Regions from separate parts of the Homo sapiens genome. Here regions 2, 3, 4 and 5 are each linked to region 1. The links are chromatin loops, found by intact Hi-C in ENCODE. Cell type or tissue: B cell. All regions are shown on one strand.

What was found. Peaks named below come from ENCODE experiments on the same cell type or tissue, not always from the same donor. Only the 100,000 strongest peaks of a DNase experiment are listed, where the experiment ranks them.
Region 2: it touches region 1 in a loop (3.0-fold over the local background); 2 of 110 quality-filtered maps call a loop at or near these places.
Region 3: a loop joins it to region 1, with 18 times the contacts of the local background. A loop is called at or near these places in 6 of 110 quality-filtered maps.
Region 4: it touches region 1 in a loop (7-fold over the local background); 93 of 110 quality-filtered maps call a loop at or near these places.
Region 5: a loop joins it to region 1, with 5 times the contacts of the local background. A loop is called at or near these places in 9 of 110 quality-filtered maps.

What each region holds. Positions count from the first base shown.
Region 1 is chr2:218,709,155-218,713,154 of GRCh38, forward strand. It overlaps TTLL4 (tubulin tyrosine ligase like 4), which reads left to right and starts at 1,681. Exons shown (of 20, transcript NM_014640.5): 1 at 1,681-1,883. LOC124907983 (a long non-coding RNA gene) reads right to left here and starts at 2,330. Exons shown (of 2, transcript XR_007088089.1): 1 at 2,066-2,330; 2 at 448-932. RefSeq lists an enhancer at 1,483-1,582 and silencers at 1,963-2,012, 2,023-2,072. In B cell, a CTCF peak has its summit at 1,726; a DNase peak (open chromatin) is centred at 1,707; H3K4me3 peaks cover 1,458 bases; H3K27ac peaks cover 1,198 bases.
Region 2 is chr2:218,874,742-218,878,741 of GRCh38, forward strand. It overlaps a transcript of WNT10A not described here. Among named protein-coding and RNA genes, the nearest start is that of WNT10A, 4.1 kb to the right of the region's middle. In B cell, CTCF peaks have their summits at 2,086 (motif pointing right) and 2,288; DNase peaks (open chromatin) are centred at 249, 2,080 and 2,860; H3K27me3 peaks cover 1,703 bases.
Region 3 is chr2:218,404,776-218,408,775 of GRCh38, forward strand. CTDSP1 (CTD small phosphatase 1) reads left to right here. Exons shown (of 7, transcript NM_021198.3): 7 at 1-1,166. Among named protein-coding and RNA genes, the nearest start is that of MIR26B, 4.1 kb to the left of the region's middle. RefSeq lists a silencer at 1,414-1,793 and enhancers at 1,904-2,113, 2,144-2,293. In B cell, CTCF peaks have their summits at 1,891 and 2,093; DNase peaks (open chromatin) are centred at 56 and 1,816; H3K4me3 peaks cover 1,779 bases; H3K27ac peaks cover 2,466 bases.
Region 4 is chr2:218,845,477-218,849,476 of GRCh38, forward strand. No RefSeq gene overlaps it. Among named protein-coding and RNA genes, the nearest start is that of WNT6, 12 kb to the right of the region's middle. In B cell, CTCF peaks have their summits at 2,396 (motif pointing left) and 2,595; a DNase peak (open chromatin) is centred at 2,375; H3K27me3 peaks cover 1,200 bases.
Region 5 is chr2:218,896,459-218,900,458 of GRCh38, forward strand. LOC105373882 (a long non-coding RNA gene) reads right to left here and starts at 567. Exons shown (of 3, transcript XR_923916.3): 1 at 283-567. RefSeq lists an enhancer at 1-344 and silencers at 605-874, 1,165-1,284. In B cell, CTCF peaks have their summits at 1,965 (motif pointing left) and 2,165; DNase peaks (open chromatin) are centred at 263, 643 and 1,933; H3K4me3 peaks cover 1,687 bases; H3K27ac peaks cover 1,567 bases; H3K27me3 peaks cover 770 bases.

The sequences.
Region 1 (4,000 bases):
GGATCCAAACAAGCTGCACTCATTGCATTTGAATATATTTCTTTTTTTTTTCTCAAGAGGGAGTCTTGCTCTGTTGCCCAGGGTGGAATGCAGTGGCACAATCTTGGCTCACTGCAACTTCTGTCTCCTGGGTTCAAGCGATTCTCCTGTCTCAGCCTCCTGAGTAGCTGGGGGCTACAGGTGTGCACCACCATGCCTGGCTAATTTTTGTATTTTTTGTTGGAGACGGGGTTTCACCATGTTGCCCAGGCTGGTCTTGAACTCCTGACCTCAAGTGATCCTCAGAGTGTTGGGATTACAAGTGTGAGCCACTGTACCTGGCCAACATTTGAATATATTTCTTAAATCTCTTATAATCTAAAACATCTCTCCTCATTTTTATACCCTAAAATTGTTGAAGGAAGAAGAGGTCATTTATTCTGTACATTGGCTCACATTCTGGATTTGTTTGATTGCTTTCTTGTAGTGTTATACAGTTGTTTCTCTTTATTTCTTGTTAACTGGAAATTACAGCCAAAACTTGATTAGAGTCACTCAACTTTTTTTTTTACAAAAATACGCTATACTTCATAAATATTTCTGTTCAATTGCATCACATCAAGAAACAATGCTCAGCTGTCCCATGTTTCGTGATCTAAGATTGATTAGTACATGTAGGTTATCTTCAGTGTACATCCTTCAGTGTAAAATTCTCCCATAAATTATCTAATACTTTTAGCATCCATCAACGACTGTTGACTAAATAAGTTATTTATTGAGATCCTTCCTCTGGTCCAGACTGTTTTCATCAGATTAGTTTTATCTTTGTCCCCTTTATTTCTGTAGCCAATTGCCTAGGAAAGATCCTTTCATCTTCCAGCTTTCTTAGATCTCCAAATCTCTCAGGTCTACGGACATCTGAGGCAGGAGCGCGATCTGGCTTGCCTGGGGAGCTAACGAGATAAGGAATTGAGTCAGTATTTCCTAACGTTCACACTTGAAGCCCATAAAGCAGGCAGGTGGTTTTAATTTTGCCCCGCTGGGTGGGTTGGGGTTAGGGAAGGATGGGTTAGAGGGAGGCAGAGTGAATCGGGCAATCTCCCCTTTCCTGCGGTCAAACTCAAAGGCTTTTTCTAGAAATCCTTCAACTGAGCCTGGGCCCTTTGATTTTCAATTGAGGCAAGGCCAAAGAGTCCAGGCCAGGCGTGGGGGCTCCCGTTGTAATCCCAGCGACCAGGAGGCTGATGCAGGAGGATCACTTGAGGCCAAGAGTTTAAGACCAGTCTGGGTAACATAGTGAGACCCTGTCCTGAGAAAAAAAATTTAAAAATAGCCCAGCATGGTGGCGTGCCTGTAGTCCCAGCTACTCGGAAGGCTGGGGGCGGGCGGATCGCTTGAGCAGGAGTTCAAGTTCGCAGTGAGCTATGATCACGTCGCTGCACTCCAGCCTGGGCGACAGAGCGAGATTCTGTCTCTAAAAAAGAAAACAGTCCATAGGGAGTAGGTGGAATTAGAGTAGAAAGAGAGAGTCCTGGATGCTCCGAATGGAGCCTTTCAGAGCTTTAACCACGGGACTACATCTCCCAGAATTCCGCTCGCCGGATCCCACCGCACTGAAGGGACTGCGCGTGCGCGAGTCAGGTGACGACCCGCCCCTACAGGCCCCAGAACCCCCGAGATTCCCCGCGCTTGCCTCCCGCCCTCTTCTTCCAGACTCTCGGTCTGTCCGCTGGGGGCGCGCGCGGTGTGTGGCAGGCGGCAGCGGCGCTGGCGGCCGAGTGCGCTTGTCACGCGTGGCGGTGCGTGGTTGCTAGGGGCGCCTGAGGCTGCCGGGTAGCCCAGCAGGCCGAGGGAGGAAGTAGCGTGGAGCCGGTGCCGAGCCGGGGCGAAGCTGGATCCCCTAGGTGAGTGCGGCTGCGGAGCCAGGGGAGCCGACCCCAGACACTCCGCCGGTCCCACGCTCCCGACCTCCCTCTACCTGAGTCCTTTCGCGCGGGTCCCCAGCCCTCCGGCCACTCTCACCCTAGCCCCGCTTCCTCCCGCCACCTCTCATCCCCCGGGAGGCCAGGGAGCCGCGGCCTCCTACCCGGCCGGGACTTCGCGCCTCCTCGGAGCCCTTCTCCTCTCCGCCACGCCCCGCGAACTTAGTCGGCCTCGCCTCCGGGTGCCCGAACACTGCCTCATCCCCTAGTTATGGCCTCCGAGCTTCCTCTGTCCTGCCGCGCTGAGGTTTAAATTCCCTCTGGGTGTGAGCCCAAGCTCCTCGCAGGCTCCAGGGCCGAATTTAACATGGATATCTGCTTTTTCACTTCTCCATCCTCAGTATCTGTAGAAGAATACGTTCCTAAACTCCACAGATTCAAACAGGATCTGAGATCCTGTGGAATTTAATTCTTCATTCATCAATTCCTTTATTTAATCATTCACTAAACAATTTTTAGTAAACATTGACAAATATTTAATGAGCCTGGGTACAATGGGAGGGATTGAGGGGATAGAGTGGCTAATAGGACAAGCATGTTTTCACGGAATTTACAGTCTAGGAGATTATTAATCAAGTAAACGAGCATTTGCCATACTGTGGTGTGTGCTGTGATAGAACAGGAAATACTTAATCCGGACTTACTTAGAAAACGACATTATTGCCATTCCTCCTGGTCTTCACATTCCCATTCTGGATCTCGGAAATATTTTAATCCTTCCTTGATGAAATCTTCTTTGCTTTCTCAGATACTACAAATCACCTATTCTTTAACTGCAGCACCTGTTGATTTAGCATTTGGGGGACCCTTTGGGACAGTGTTCCATCCCATCCTTCTGTTTCTTGCACTGAATACTGAGACACTGTTTGCATTTAAACCACCCACTTTGTGCTCAGAAAGTTAGCAGCTACTTATATTGGACTGAATCAATCCTTGAAAAATTATCAAGTGTTTTCTGCGAATAGAGAGGTGGGAGGACATTCCAGATACACAGTGGCTTTAGGAAAGGGACAGCAAGTCCTGAAAAGAGAACTGGAAACAGTTTGACAGACCTGGGCTAGATTTGGAGGGAGCCATCCAGTAACAAATAGAAAGAGTGAAGTTAATAGGGGTTAGATCACAAAGGGCCTTGGATGTTTTGCTGAGTTAGAACTATATCCCTGGAGCAGTGGTTTTCAAGCTGGAGTAATCAGGGTTGTAGACTTCCAAGGGATACACTTGCACGTCTAGCTTAACATGAATACATTTCCAGATCCTCAGCTTCCCAGTGAACTTTTTTTTTTTTTTTTGAGACAGAGTCTTGCTCCGTCACCCAGGCTGGAGTGCAATGGCACGATCTTGGCTCACTGCAACTTCCACCTCCTGGGTTCAAGCGATTCTCCTACCTCATTCTCCGGAGTAGCTGGGATTAGAGGCGCATGCTGCCACGCTCGGTTAATTTTTTGTATTTTTTAGTAGAGACGGGGTTTCACCATCTTGGCCAGGCTGGTCTCAAACTCCTGACCTCGTGATTCACCCGCCTCGGCCTCCCAAAATGTTGGGATTACAGGTGTGAGCCACCGCGCCCGGCCCCAATGAACTCTTTTTCTAAAACTTCCCTTACAAAAAAAGGGTAGGAGGCTGTGTGTGGCAAATCCCTCACACTTCCCAAATTTTAATATGGTGTATTGGCCTGAGTGTAAAAATGTCCTCAGATACAAATAAGGACTACTTTGGAAATATTTATTTTCAGGAACACCTCCTTTAGTGATTTAAGTTACCTCCCAACCCAGAAGGCTTGCCAATACACAATCCCATTCGTGTAAACTGTATTCTTTGTTAAGATATTCTGAAAAGAACACAACAGTTAAATGTAACGGGAATGTCTTTTGGGACAATGGAATTTTTAAGTTATTTGGATAAAACTTGCGTAAAATTTTTAAAGAGATTTCTTTTAGTTCAGGTGTGTGTTACTCAGTAAGATAGTTAATACCTATTTTAAGACTGGGTGTTGTGGCTCACACCTGTAAATCCAACACTTTGGGAGCCTGAGGCAGGCT
Region 2 (4,000 bases), 170 kb after region 1:
AGCTTTGGGGTCAGACACTCTGGGTTTGCAGTTGGTGCTGCTGCTTAGAACTTTACAACAGAGGCCAAATTAGCCTCATTTTCTTTATACAAAGGGATTTCGCTCTGTTTCAGTTATCCATTGCTACATAACAAACAACCCCAAAGTAATCACTTCTCAGGATTTTTGAGGTCATGATTGGTCAGAACTCAGCTTGGTAGGTCTGCTCTATATAGCAGAACCATTGGCTTGGGTTCACATGGCTGCATTCTGCTGGAGTCTCCACTGTGCTGTGCTGGACAGTCCAAGAAGCCCCCACTCACATGTCTAGGGCACAGAGCTTCTCTTGTGCTCTCATTCTCTCCATGTGGCTAACCTGGGCTTCCTCGCTGCATGTTAGCCTTAGGATAGTCAGACTTCTTACATAAGACTGACTTTCTTTTTTTTTTTTTTTTTTTTTTTTTTTTTTTTTTTTTTTTTTTTTTTGAGATGGAGTCTCGCTCTGTTGCCCAGGCTGGAGTGCAGTGACGTGATCTCAGCTCACTGCAAGTTCTGCCTCCTGGGTTCATGCCATTCTCCTGCCTCAGCCTCCCAAGTAGCTGGGACTACAGGCGCCCACCACCACACTTGGATACGTTTTTTTGTATTTTTAGTAGAGATGGGGTTTCACCGTGTTAGCCAAGACGGTCTTGATCTCCTGACCTCGTGATCCGCCTGCCTTGGCCTCCCAAAGTGCTGGGATTACAGGCGTGAGCCACCGCGCCCGGCCAAAACTGACTTTCAAAGGAAAGTGTACCAAACTTGAAGGCAGAAGCTGTAAGTATCTTCTCAAGTCCAGCTTTGGAAGTTACATAGCATCACTGTAACTGTGTATTGGTCAAAACAGTTCACAGAGCCAGGCAAAATTCAAAGGGAGGGAAAATTAATTCCACCTCTCAATGGGAGGAGTGGCAAATAATTTGCAGCCATCATAATCTGTCCCACACCCTCACAGGATTGTTGGGAGAATTTTTTTTTGAGATATGAAAGCCTTTAGCATAGCTTGTGACACATAATTTGTCAAACATATGTTTAGTAAATGATAGTTACTGTGAGAATGGGGACAGACATATGATGCTTTGCAGATATTGGGCAGGCCCTGATTGCAAATGAAGATACCTGACTTTTAGCTGAGGCCAAACAGAAATAATGAATGGCTTTTATACCAGGGAAGTCCAGAGGTTAGTCTGAATTCAGGTACAGCTGAACCCAGGGGCTCACGTGGTGTCACAGGCTTCTTTCTCATCTCCTTCCCTCTCCCTCGCCTCTGCATCTATTGTTTCTGCTTATCTCTGCCTCTCTTGGCATACTGTCCTCATTATCTCCTCCTGCAGACTTTCTCCATGACAGCTCTATATGCAGTCTTAGATCCAAAAGCAGAAGAATGACTTTCCCAGTTGTCTCCAACAGAAGTCCCAAGGAAGACCTTGCTTAGTTCAGCTTGGTCATTTGCCTATTCCTGAACCAATAATGGTGTCTAGGGAGATGTACTACCATGCCTGGGATTGACAGCCTCTCTAGAACCACAGGGGGGTGGGGCAGGCACAGGGAGCAAAGCACAGTCCTTCAAATGAAACAGAAGGAAAGGGAGCTCGTTCTGGATGTGACAGACCCTCACCGTGGCTTCCAGGACCCCTGTCCTTCCCCCGCAATGCCCCTGCATTCACTCGGTGACCTAGCCTGCTTCAATCCTCAAGGCTCATGGTGGGGAGGGGTGTCAGGCTGCAGTGGGAAGGTTGAGGCACCAGGGTTTTCCTTTCTGCCTCCTCTTGGCTCCCTTGGGTCAAATGTCTGGGCCTCAGGGAAGTCATGGAGAATTTGGACTTAGAACTCCTTGACCAAAGGAAACTCTGTTAACTTACCAAAGGAGACAGTGGAAATACATTATGGTCCACATAGAGGAGAAATGAAGCTCCCTGAGGGCAAGGTTTATATTCACAGATCTGCCTTCCCCAAAGCTCTGCTCTTATCTTCAAACAAACAAAAAAACCAAACAAGCCCAAAACCCAAACTCCTGCACTTCTCTCAGAGACCACCAGAGGGCATGCGGAGCCCAGCTTCTCTATTAACAGGGAGCGACAGACAGGACCTGCAGGACATCTGGGAAACTCAGAGAGTGGTGGGCAGGAGAGGATAGGACTGAAAGGAAGCAAGGAGACCTACAGACAGCTTGGGTCAAGCTTCTAGGGTTCCAGACTGTCTGGGACGTCTGGGCTGGCCCAGACCTAGGGCTGGGATGCCAGCCTCCCAGACTCTACCACTGCTGGGTCCTGCAGGGGGTGAGATAGGGTGGAAGATGCTGGACATCTTCCTCCACAATGCCAGGGAGGGAAGCTGGGGAAGTGGCATGAACTGGCACCATTCTAGGCAGGTTAAAAGGAATTCAGAGGAAGTTGTATGGTACAATGAAAAATGCCTTGTTTGCTAGCTTGACCTTGGTCAAGTCAGTTAACCTATCTGAGCACTTCCTATCACCTAATAGGGGTCCCTGATTGCTTTTTAGCACATTGTGAGAATGCACTTCCATCTTTAAACTGCTGGCCACATGTTACTGGTCCATCTTCTGTTACCAAGCCCTGAAGGCGTCTGGGCACTGCCTTCTATGAAGGGTGGGAGTGATTACCAGAAGGCACCATTGGGACTTCTAGCCTTATCTTCTTTGAGCCCAGAGATAGATCTGTGCTGTTGCCCTGCTGCCTGGGAAGGGGCCGGAAGTAGAGTTCCCACCACCACCCACCCCTGCTCATCCAGCTGCTCAGCCTCAGGCAGTCTGAGCCATCAAAGTCCCCTGCTGGCTGAATGGCAGGGGACATGTGGAACTGGGGAGATGGGGGAAGTGCAAAGAGGCACCCCAGATGTGTGTGTGACCACATCAGGAACAGGCGGAACACAGGCAGATGGGTGAGGAGGCCGAGTGGAAGGCCTAGGATCAGCCTGAGGCCACGGGCTCGGGGAACAATTCCCTTCCCTTTCAATGACCAAACACATTGGGAGTTTGGGGAGACTGCAGCAGCAAGCCATTCCCCCTTACCTTGCTGAGGGTTGGTGGCCTCTGAGGCCTGGACAATGGAATGAAGAGCCTCCTTATTGGTCTGTGGCTCCTTGGCGTTCTTCTTCAGCAAGACAAACTTCTCCAGCTGGGCACCAGGACTGGGCTGGGGCTGGACTGGGCTAGGCTGGGGCTGTGAGGGTCCCACCTGTTCTCACCCCCATGCTTCCCCGGCCCTTCCTCCCTGTGACCTTCTCCAGAGCTGCCACAGCTGGAACCATTCTCCAAGCTGCCTTTCATCCCCAGTGCTCCCCCGCCCCCCAGTGGCCCCTGTAATTGTGGTCTTAGGCGGCGGCTGCGGGGGCTGGGGCTGGGCTGAGGGCCAGGGCCCAGGGCAGGGCCAGGGTGGGGACTAGGGGGTGCTGATAGGGGCTTGGCCATGGTGTGGGTCATTTGGGGCTGGGACCCCAGGGGCAGACAGTCTCTGGGCCTCACCTACATACATGCCAAGGCTCTGGACCAACACAGACTCTCCCCTCCCTTCACTGAGAAGTGCTCTGACTTGGGCACTCCTAGACCCTCCTGACACCAGGGCAGAGCCACGCCTGAGTGCAAGCCTCAGTATCACTATTTGCCTCCGGAGGCTTTTTTGTTTTTTTTTAAGAAAGGGTTTTCTCGGTCTCCTTTGCACCTCTGTATTTCACAGACAGTGGAGGTGGGGAAGAAAAGAGACCCCCTCATCAGAGAGATGCCAAAGGAAACTAAATCAGCTCCTCAACCAGGTCAGCAGCGTTTCCCAAAAGGAGTCCCCACCAGAATCACTGGGGATGCTAGCTAGAAAGACAGACACCCAGGCCTTTCCCTGGAAAGGCTGATTCAACTTCATGGGGCCTGGAATCCGCATTCCCACAATGGCCCACCCCAGGGGACACTTGTGCTGCATCAAGCGTGGGAAATGCTAGTGTGAGCGCGTGATGGGGAATAAGGACATCT
Region 3 (4,000 bases), 300 kb before region 1:
AGGGTTCCTGCCTTGGACCCCCAGTCTGGGAACGGTGGACATCAAGTGCCTTGCATAGAGCCCCCTCTTCCCCGCCCAGCTTTCCCAGGGGCACAGCTCTAGGCTGGGAGGGGAGAACCAGCCCCTCCCCCTGCCCCACCTCCTCCCTTGGGACTGAGAGGGCCCCTACCAACCTTTGCCTCTGCCTTGGAGGGAGGGGAGGTCTGTTACCACTGGGGAAGGCAGCAGGAGTCTGTCCTTCAGGCCCCACAGTGCAGCTTCTCCAGGGCCGACAGCTGAGGGCTGCTCCCTGCATCATCCAAGCAATGACCTCAGACTTCTGCCTTAACCAGCCCCGGGGCTTGGCTCCCCCAGCTCTGAGCGTGGGGGCATAGGCAGGACCCCCCTTGTGGTGCCATATAAATATGTACATGTGTATATAGATTTTTAGGGGAAGGAGAGAGGGAAGGGTCAGGGTAGAGACACCCCTCCCTTGCCCCTTTCCTGGGCCCAGAAGTTGGGGGGAGGGAGGGAAAGGATTTTTACATTTTTTAAACTGCTATTTTCTGAATGGAACAAGCTGGGCCAAGGGGCCCAGGCCCTGTCCTCTGTCCCTCACACCCCTTTGCTCCGTTCATTCATTCAAAAAAACATTTCTTGAGCACCTTCTGTGCCCAGCATATGCTAGGCCCACCAGCTAAGTGTGTGTGGGGGGTCTCTACGCCAGCTCATCAGTGCCTCCTTGCCCATCCTTCACCGGTGCCTTTGGGGGATCTGTAGGAGGTGGGACCTTCTGTGGGGTTTGGGGATCTCCAGGAAGCCCGACCAAGCTGTCCCCTTCCCCTGTGCCAACCCATCTCCTACAGCCCCCTGCCTGATCCCCTGCTGGCTGGGGGCAGCTCCCAGGATATCCTGCCTTCCAACTGTTTCTGAAGCCCCTCCTCCTAACATGGCGATTCCGGAGGTCAAGGCCTTGGGCTCTCCCCAGGGTCTAACGGTTAAGGGGACCCACATACCAGTGCCAAGGGGGATGTCAAGTGGTGATGTCGTTGTGCTCCCCTCCCCCAGAGCGGGTGGGCGGGGGGTGAATATGGTTGGCCTGCATCAGGTGGCCTTCCCATTTAAGTGCCTTCTCTGTGACTGAGAGCCCTAGTGTGATGAGAACTAAAGAGAAAGCCAGACCCCTATCCTGCTTCTGTGGTTATTGCGGGGGACTTCAGCAAGTGGGGTGTGTGCCTTGCACCTGCGGCTGCCGTGGGCCCCCCCCCCCCCGCTTCAGCACACCTAGAGGGCTGTTGGTGGAGGGAGGGGCTGCCCGGCCCTCGACACTTCAGGTGGGAAGGGCAGCGTCAGAGCACAAATTTGAGCCTCCAGGCTGTGCTCGTCTACGTCTTCCCGCCTCGGGTATGTGGTCTGCAAAATGGAGATGTGCCCTATTGGCAGGACTAATTAAGTGCCTGGACACAGACGACAGGATACTAGTAGCTGGAAAGCAAAATTCGAAGGCCTGGGTAGGGGCAGTCCTGGAATGCGGCGGGGGAGGGGGCGTGGCCTCTGCCCTGGAGCAGAGGGGCGGGGCTTGTGCGGCTCCGAAGGCAGAGGCGGGGAGCGGGGCGAGGCTCTGGGTGGAGGCTCCAGCGGCAGAACTTGTTGGCCTGGGTGCGGCGGGCTCCGGCGCCTGGCTCTGCCGGGCGGCCTGGGTGGGGCCGGCGCCGGGGCTCGGCCCCCCCCGCCCCTCTGCGGCCTCTGAGCAGCCATTGGCCGCGCCCCCGCCCCACTTCCCGCCCCGCCCCGCGTCCGGGAGGCACTTCCTTTGCGAAACCGCGCGGCCCCAGGCGCCGGCAGGAAATGCCCTCCCGCCGTCCCCAGCCAGCCTTTGCTTGCTTCCCACGCCAGCCGCTAGAGGCCTCCCTGTCCTCGCGGACGCAGGAACTCCCCGGGGGCTGGAAAGATGGGGCCCACCTCACTCACCCCTTTCCCGGGGGTCGGGCGTTTCTGGAGCCCCCACCGCACACACCCAGGGAAGAAGGGGGAAATGCCTCTCAGGTGTTGGTGCCTGCGCCCCAGCTCCACCTCCCCATCGTGTCTGCTCAACACCTTACCTCCTGAATCCAGCCCCCAGGCGGCCTCTTGGTGCCCCAGACGCTGATCGGTCCCCAAGTCTGTGTGAGGGGGAGTCAGCGCTGTGTGAAGCCGCCCTTTGTCCTCCTTCCACTACTTTTCTCTGGTAAAAAAGATTCAAGAAGCACCCTGGAAAAACCTGCAGTTACCCTAGTCTCAGTTTTGGCCTGGGCTGGACCACAAGAGCCCTTGGCTATATAAATTCACAGTCCTCTCCGGTCTCTGCCCTCATCCTCGGGTCCTGCTCTTATTTCCTGCTCTCCATGCAAACACTGATCCTCCCAGATGTGCATCGCAGAGGCCAGATAAACACGCAAAGGAGCTCCAGACTTTGAGACCACAGTGAGGCTTCCCCACCACCACCACCTACACACCCTGTACCCACATGAAGTTCAAGTCAACCACATGTATCGGGTGCGTACTGTGTGCCAGGCACCGTGCCAGGACCAGGCTGTGCCTCTGCTCTCAGGGAACTCACATCCTAGGGTGGAGAGAAAGAAACGTGAACAGATGGTCACTGCAATTCTGCAAATGCAGCACGGGAGAACCATGGAAGGCGGGTGAGGACAGGGGACACCTAGCCCTACTTGGGCAGCCCTGGAGGATTGGAAAACACTCCCTGCAGTAGCGAGGCTCAGAGGAGTTTGGAAATGAGGAAATGAGGCCGCAGAATGCAGGAGGGGGTAGATTATGCAGATCTATGGCCAGACCAAGGGAGTGGCCTTTCTTTTTTTCTTTTTTTTCTTTTCTTTTTTTTTTTTTTTTTTTTTTTTGAGACGAGGTCTCTGTCTCCCAGGCTAATGTGCAAAGGCATGATCATGGCTCACTGCAGCCTCAACCTCCTGGGCTCAGGCCATCCTCCCGCTTCAGCCTGTAGGAGTATTTGGGACTACAGGCATGCACCACCACGCCTGGCTAATTTTTAAATTTTTTTTTGTGGAGATGGGTTCTTACTATGTTGTCCAGGCTGGTCTGGAACTTCTAGGCTCAAGCGATCCTCCCACCTCAGCCTCTGAAAGTCCTGGGATTGCAGGTGTGAGCCACCGCGCCTGGCTGGGAGTAGCCTTTTTCTTGCAGGCAGAGGGTGCCTTTGAGGAACCCTGAGCAGGAGTGAGCTGTGCTGAAACCTGGCAGCTGCACGTTGGAAGCTAAATTAGGCGTACAAGGATACAAGACCCTATTGGGAGACCACAGGCGTGGTCCCAAACATGGAGGATGAAGACCTGAACTTAGGCAGAATAAAGAGGAAAGGAAGGGGCCGGGTGCAGTGGCTCACACCTGTAATCCCAGCACTTTGGGAGGCCGAGGCGGGCAGATTGCCTGAGCTCGGGAGTTCAAAACCAGCCTGGGCAAAATGGCGAAACCCCATCTCTACTACAAATTCAAAAAAAAAAAAAATTAGCCTGCCGTGGTGGCAGGCGCCTGTAATTCCAGCTACTCAGGAGGCTGAGGCAGGAGAACCACTTGAACCCGGGAGGCAGAGCTTGCAGTGAGCCGAGATCACACCACTGTACTCCAGCCTGGGCGACAGAGCAAGACTGTCTCAAAAAAGAGGAAAGGAAGGAGGGATGGATGTGACATAGGAGATAAACTTGGCAGGAAGAGGTGGCTAGCTGGCCCTGGGGGCAGGAGTGGAGGAGTTGGAGGAAGGTGATGTCTTCTGGCTTTGGAGATGTCAGATGTGAAAATGTCTCTACTAGAGCCTGGTGTGGGGCAGAGATTCCCTGTTTGCTTGTAACACACACACACACACACACAATCACTCCAGAGGATGTAGGGAAACAGGCCTGTAAACTGGTGCAACCTCCTTGGAAAGTGATTTGAGAATATCCATATGTATATAAAAATTTTTTTTTTTTTTTTGAGACAGAGTCTCGCTCTGTTGCCCAGGCTGGAGAGC
Region 4 (4,000 bases), 140 kb after region 1:
AAACGTGGTCCACAATCTTTCCACCAGATAATTCTTTTTCACCGTTCAAAAGTAATAGCACATTGTTAGAAAATTCCAAATCAATGTAGACAGGTGTAAAATTGAAGAATAAATCTCCACTTTCTCAGAGTCCCAAGGTAATCTGTAACAGTTTCTTATGTTTTCTTCCAGAAAAGTACCCATTTATAGGATTTATCCTGGATATGCTGTTCGTGTTTCCTCATGAACAGCATGTCTTCACTGTGTCATTATATGTGCCAATTTACGGTATTTGCTATGATATGTGTAATTATTTATCTATTGATGGGCATTCGGGTTGCCTCTAGCTTTCTGAAAAAATTTTGTCTGTTTTGCTAGTACCAATAATGCCCTAACAGGCAGTGTTGTTTAAACATTGTGAAGACATTCAAGAGAAGTCCCTCTCCCTCTCCCTCTCCCTCTCCCTCTCCCTCTCCCTCTCCCCACAGTCTCCCTCTCATGCGGAGCCGAAGCTGGACTGTACTGCTGCCATCTCGGCTCACTGCAACCTCTCTGCCTGATTCTCCTGCCTCAGTCTGCCCAATGCCTGCGATTGCAGGCACGTGCCGCCACGCCTGACTGGTTTTGGTGGAGACGGGGTTTCGCTGTGTTGGCCTGGCCGGTCTCCAGCCCCTAACCGCGAGTGATCCGCCAACCTCGGCCTCCCGAGGTGCCGGGATTGCAGACGGAGTCTCGTTCACTCAGTGCTCAATGGTGCCCAGGCTGGAGTGCAGTGGCGTGATCTCGGCTCGCTACAACCTACACCTCCCAGCCGCCTGCCTTGGCCTCCCAAAGTGCCGAGATTGCAGCCTCTGCCCGGCCGCCACCCCGTCTGGGAAGTGAGGAGTGTCTCTGCCTGGCCGCCCATCATCTGGGATGTGAGGAGCCCCTCTGCCTGGCTGCCCAGTCTGGAAAGTGAGGAGCGTCTCCACCCGGCCGCCATCCCATCTAGGAAGTGAGGAGCGCCTCTTCCCAGCCGCCATCACATCTAGGAAGTGAGGAGCGTCTCTGCCCGGCCGCCCATCGTCTGAGATGTGGGGAGTGCCTCTGCCCCGCCACCCCATCTGGGATGTGAGGAGCGCCTCTGCCCGGCCGAGACCCCGTCTGGGAGGTGAGGAGCGTCTCTGCCCGGCTGCCCCGTCTGAGAAGTGAGGAGACCCTCTGCCTGGCAACCGCCCCGTCTGAGAAGTGAGGAGCCCCTCCGCCCGGCAGCTGCCCCGTCTGAGAAGTGAGGAGCCTCTCCGCCCGGCAGCCACCCCATCTGGGAAGTGAGGAGCGTCTCCGCCCGGCAGCCACCCCGTCCGGGAGGGAGGTGGGGGGTCGCCCCCCGCCCGGCCAGCCGCCCATCCGGGAGGGAGGTGGGGGTGTCGCCCCCCGCCCGGCCAGCCGCCCCGTCCGGGAGGGAGGTGGGGGTGTCGGCCCCCCGCCCGGCCAGCCGCCCTGTCCGGGAGGGAGATGGGGGGGGTCAGCCCGCCCGCCCGGCCAGCCGCCCCGTCCGGGAGGTGAGGGGCGCCTCTGCCCGGCCGCCCCTACTGGGAGGTGAGGAGCCCCTCTGCCCGGCCACCACCCCGTCTGGGAGGTGTGCCCAACGGCTCATTGAGAGCGGGCCAGGATGACAATGGCGGCTTTGTGGAATGGAGGGGCGGGAAAGGTGGGGAAGGGATTGAGAAATCGGATGGTTGCCGTGTCTGTGTAGAAGGAAGTGGACATGGGAGACTTTTCATTTTGTTCTGCACTAAGAAAAATTCCTCTGCCTTGGGATCCTGTTGATCTGTGACCTTACCCCCAACCCTGTGCTCCCTGAAACATGTGCTGTGTCCACTCAGGGTTAAATGGATTAAGGGCGGTGCAAAAAAACAAACAAACAAAAAAAAACATTGTGAAATTACAAATTCATTTTGAACTTAGAAGTAAAAATGATGCATTTGGGTCTTCTGTAAAATTGGATAGTTTTGCATGATGCCAGATGTCTTTTCCCCAAGAGGCATTTAAAAACACTTTTGTAAGCAGAAAGAGAAAGAGTGAAAGGCAAAGTCTCATCTTAAGCTCTCCCCCCACTCCCCTATCCCCAGAAGCCCCCTCTCCCGCACCCTAGAGTCCCCAAGGGAAGATGGTGCTGGAATGGAATGTTACTTTTTAAATACCAAGGGTTTAGGCTGTAATTGCTACTAGCCCAGAGAGGTAAAATGCTTTGCCCTAAACGAGGCCTGGGACCCGGCTCCTTGCCCTGTCCCCAAGCCGAACTCTTCTGAGCAGCGCTGTCCCTGCAGTCAGGCCCTGGGGGACCTCAGTCTGATGCTCACTTTTCCTGTCTCATCTCAGCTCTTTTCCGCCCTCCGCTGGAAGGGCTGAAGAGTGACTCAAATCTGCTCCTTAGGCTCTGGCGCCCTCTGCTGGCTTCGATGATTCACGACAATCCTTAAAAGACGGTGGGAACTACACTCAACCATTCCCGCTCTTCACTGCCATATGGGGAAACTGAGACAGCAAGTGGGGAAGTGATTTGGTCAAGAACTCAAAGCAGGCCGGGAGCGGTGGCTCACGCCTGTAATCCCAGCACTTTGGGAGGCAGAGGCGGGTGGATCACCTGAGGTCAGGAGTTCAAGACCAGCCTGGCCAATATGGTGAAACCCCGTCTCTACTAAAAATACAAAAATTGGCTGGGCGCAATGGCTCAGGCCTGTAATCCCAGCACTTTGGGAGGCCGAAGCAGGCGGATCCCTTGAGCTCAGGAGTTCGTGATCAGCCTGGGCAACATAGTGAAACCCCATTTCTAAAATAAATAAATAAGTTAGCGCGCCTGTAGCCCCAGCTACTCGGAAGGCTGAGGTGGGAGGACGGCTTGAGCCCAGGAGGTGGAGGTTGCAGTCAGCCAGGATTGCACCACTGCACTCCAGCCTGAGCGACAGAGTAAGACCCTGTCTCAAACAACAACGACAATGATAGCAACAACAACAACCATTCGAAGCAAATCATCTCCTAGGATCAGGATTTGGACCTTCTGACCCTTCTTCCAGCACTGCTTCCAGCACACCATTGTTGGAAGGAATGGAGAAGGCACAGAGATGTCATCCACTGGGGCGGTATGCCTTTCTACCTATTCAGGCGGAAACCCCTGGACTGGAGAAGTAAATGCTCAGCTGAACTCGTCCTTTGCTCTGCTCAGAAGCAGTGGGTCCTGCTGCTCCCTCTGGGATGCTTCATTCCTCCCCTCTGCACATGGATAGGTTTAATAGCCCTCGGCATAGGCTGCGCGTCCCCAAATGCAGTTATTCATAGGCCCTTTTATGTATTTTTGCCATATCTGTGTACCACCTGCACTACTATAATTATTTTATTTTATTTTTATTTATTTTTTCTGAGACGGAGTCTCACTCTGTCGCCCAGGCTGGAGTGCAATGGTACAATCTCGGTTCACTGCAACCTCCGCCTCCTGTGTTCAAGCAATTCTCCTATCTCAGCCTCCTGAGTAGCTGCAACTACAGGTGCCCACCACCACACCCAGCTAGTGTGTGTGTGTGTGTGTGTGTGTGTGTGTGTGTGTCCTGAGACAGAGTTTCATTTTTGTTGCCCAGGCTGGAGTGCAATGGCGCGATCTCGGCTCACTGCAACCTCTGCCTCCCAGGTTCAGACGATTCTCCTGTCTCAGCTTCCTGAGTAGCTGAGATTATAGGCGTGTGCCGCCATGCCTGGCTAATTTTTGCATTTTTAGTAGAGACAGGATCTCACCATGTTGATCAGGCTGGTCTCGAACTCCTGACCTCAGGTGATCCACCTGCCAATTTTTGTATTTTTAGTAGAGACGGGGTTTCACCATGTTGGCCAGGCTAGTCTTGAACTCCTGACCTCAGGTGATCCACCCGCCTCTGCCTCCCAAAGTGCTGGGATTACAGGTGTGAGCCACTGCGCCTGGCCCTATTTTATTTTTTGAGATAGTGCTTCACTTTGTCATCCAGGCTGTAGTGCAGTGGTCTGATCATAG
Region 5 (4,000 bases), 190 kb after region 1:
GGTGAGAAACAAGGTCAGGGTCATCCCGGAGCTCCCCCTACTTCCCCCAAATTAATGTGCCCCCAGCTAGCCCCTGGCAGGGGGCCTTCCACGTTGGAGTGTGGCCAGGCTCTAGTCACAGCCCCCTTCTCTCCTCCTCCCCCCACTTCTCATGTGGTTGCCGGCAGCTGCCTGCGGTCGCCCCAGCCCCTGCCCTCAAGGCACAGGGACTTTCCAACAGGGGAAAAAATGACTTAATGAGAGTGAGAGCTGGGGGCGGGAGGGACAGGTCCCTGTAATCACCGCTCGGCTGTGGGGCCTGCGCTCCTCCGGGCCCTTCCCCGGCTTCCTGCTGCCAGCGCCTCCCTCGGGCTCCGGTTGGGGAGGAGGACAAGCTGGCGACTGGGGTATCCCTTTTCAGGTGCCAGGCTTTCAGGGGCCCCAGATGCTTTTGCTCCCTAGGCTCGCGGTGTATGGAAGCTGGGACATCCCATGATTCCTCTCTGGACCTTGTCCTTGAAGTTAGGGTTGGCGCATAGGAGGTCTCTCCCTGGAGCGGCTAACCCCTGCTGGTGGGTTGGGAGGTATAGGATGGTGAGGAAGCCCTTTGCCACTTCGCGGCTGCGCACTTTGGAATGCCCCCGGTTACTGTGGTAACCAGGGCAGCCGAGGTGTGTCCTCGGGGCTGGGAGGCGCCCGCCCCCCCACCTTTTCTCGCCGCCCGCGGGGCCAGGCCGGGCCGCTGCGGTGCGCGGGGGTGGGGGTGTGCCGTTACCATGGCAAGGGTGCGCAAGGAGGGCACATTCTTCCCCAGGGTGGGAGCGCCCTGGGGATACAAGAAGGGGGGTAACCGAGGCAGCAGAAAGGGGAGGGGGGTCAGAATGAGGGAGGAGTCTCGGACTAGACTAACCAGGGCTTCTGGGGTTTGGGTGGGGAGTTTGGAATCTGCCCCCACCACCCCCGCAGCTCTCCCGAGGCATCCCGCTCCTCCTCCTTTCACCCTCGCTGGGGTTCAACCTCCCCCCAACCCACGAAACCCCAGTTTCCGGGGAAGGGATCCCCGGCTACCTACCCAAAGGCCTTTGGCTTCCTCCAAAGCCGGGCCTGAAGAGCTAAGGGGCCCGCTCCCTTCCCCCCAGTGGAGTTGCAGCCCAGACTGCTGGCCAAAGCCCTGCAATTAAGCCCCTCGCCCGCCCCTGCGCCGCCCGCCCGTCCTCCGCCAGGCCGGGTCTGCGCCGCCAATTGCAGCAGCACGCAGCAGCTGATTACCCCTACCGGAGCCTGGGGAGCGGCCAGGGGTGGGGACAGCGGGCAGGTCAAGGGGGCAGGGTCCCTGGGGTTGTCCCTGGCCCCGGGGTCCTTCACTGGAGCTTCTGATTCTAGCGCAGCTTCTCCGCCCCAAACAATATGGGGAGAAGGGGTCTGCTCAGTACTCCATCCTGCTGTGCCTCAGTTTCTCACTCCTCCACTGCACACCGCACCCAGAGCAGAAAGAGCTCAGAAACGGTCTGTGTGTATGTGTGGATGTTAGAACATCTGGAGTTAAGGGCTGGATTCTCCACAAGTTCAAGGCCTTAAAGTCCAGCTCTCTTTCCGGCTGCAGACTGCCGCGTGGGTCTCTCCTGGCCCTGCGCCCCGCCCTGTGGACCCCTCTCGGTCATGCTGAGGCAGCCTAGGGCCGCGGGCAGCCCAGACTGCACTTTGGTGGGTATCAGAAAACGTCCCGCCTGGGTGGGAGGCGCCCCTCTTCTGCCCTACAGGGGAAGGCAATCCGGGAGTCTGCAGAGCAGCGACAGTGGAGTGCTCTGCCACCACCCTTGCCCCCTGCCGTCCCTTCTTCGCCCATCCCTCCTCCGCCTGCGGGTCTGCAGGGGCTCGGGTAGGGCTTCGCGCCTCCCGCGGTCCAGCTGTCTACATCTGGCCAGCAGCTGGGAGCCGCCCACCGCGAACTGCTGAGGACACAGCGCCCTCTGTTGGTGAGAGGCGGCGGCGCATCAGCTTTCGGGCCTTGGGGCGCGTAGCCCCAGTTAATTGGGTGGGTCTCGGGTTCAACTCATCCGCTGCCCTTTGACTTGGGAACCACCCGCCCTCTGCCTCGCACGGCGCCCAAATCCGACTTCACGGGCCCATTGCTTTCCGCCGGCCGCGGCCTTGCTGGCCCTCTTTCCTCCGTCCCTGTGTGCTTAAAACCCAGCTCAGCGACCTAGCTAGCTGTCCACCAACCTCCCATTTTTCCAGTTGTCTCAGCTTCGTCCCGCAGGTTCTGCGGCACTATCTCTCCGCGCCCAACGTAAAAGTCCTTAAATAGGAACATGATTACATAAGTCACCGCCCATTTGCTCAATGGAATTCCTCGCCGCGTCCTTAAAAATGAGGCGTTTGAAATATATTTAGTTCCTGAGACCGTGTTTGCTCTAAATGGATGGGGGGTGGAGGAGAAGATGCAAGACACAAAATAGCACAAGGCAGGGTCCCTCTTTAACGGCAAAAAATTATACATGCGATTTGCATTTTAGAAGTCTCAAATAGACATCAAAATGCTAACAAATTATTTTTGGATGGTGGGTGTATAGGTGGCTTAAAATTTGTTCTCTATCTGCATTTTCCATTTGTCTATAAGGAACGTGTGTTACTTGGGCACATTAATAATTCTATATACAGATTATTTTCTCCCAAAATGTGAGCATCAAATTATATCATTAGATTGCACTAAATTTTATTTAACTCAATTTATGTAATTTTGTTTGGGACAGGGTCTCGCCCTGCCGCCCAGGCTGGAGTGCAGTGGTGCAATCAAGGCTTGCTGCAGCCTCGACATCCAGAGCTCAAGCGATTCTCCCACCTCAGCCTCCCGAGTAGTTGGGACTACAGGACTACAGGCGCATGCCACCACGACCGTCTTTTTTTTTCTTTTAGAGGCGGAGTCTCGCTTTGTATTTTAAGCTGGTCTCTGAACTCCTGGGCTCAAGTTATCCTCCCGCCTCCAATTCCCAAAGTGTTGGGGTTACAGAGACTGAGCCACTGCCCCTGGCCAGAATACACTAAATTTTTTAAAAGATCCCGTTTAAAACTAGGAATTGGGGGACCTGGCCTCCTGACAAGAGCTAATATAATTATGTCATTGTGATTTTCTTTTTAAAACTGTAATGGTTTGTAGTGAGAACAGGTTTCCAATCTCTGAATCCCAGGGCCCAGGGAAGTCAAGAAGTTGTTAATTGCTTCCATGCGGAAGCCAAATCCATATGCACATTCAGTATTGTCTGTGAATGAATAATGGGTTTATTTTCCATTGCATTGCACATGTATGAAGATGCTGCCATGATTAATAATGTAGAAAATTTGTAAATAGTTTAATACCTTTTTAAAAATTCTCTTCTGTCTTTTTGCAATATTACACATTATTAGCTGCCCTCTCCTTACACATATGGAACCCTTTGGTGTCAGTGGTTGATATTGCACTGCCTCAACCTCCTCTCATTCTCCACTGCCTCAGGGATTTCATTCACTCCTTCCTTGTCTTTTTCTTTTGAAATAATTTCAACGGTATAGAAAAGTTACAATGATATACAAAGAATTTCCCCCTTTCCTGAACCACTTATGAGTAAGTTGCCTCCATGATGCCTCATTACTCCCTAATATTTTATTTTATTTTATATTATTTTATTTTATTTTATTATTTTTATTTTATTTTATTTTATTTGAGACGGAGTCTCTCTCTGTCTCCCAGGCTAGAGTGCAGTGGTGCGATCTCGGCTCACTGCAAGCTCCACCTCCCGGGTTCACGCCATTCTCCTGCCTCAACCTCCTGAGTAGCCGGGACTACAGGCACCCGCCACCACGCCCAGCTAATTTTTTTTAATGTTTTTAGTAGAGACGGGGTTTCACCGTGTTAGCCAGGATGGTCTCGATCTCCTGACCTCGTGATCCACCCACTTCGGCCTCCCAAAGTGCTGGGATTACAAGCGTGAGCCACCGAGCCCGGTGACTCCCTAATATTTTAATATATATTTCCTACAAATGA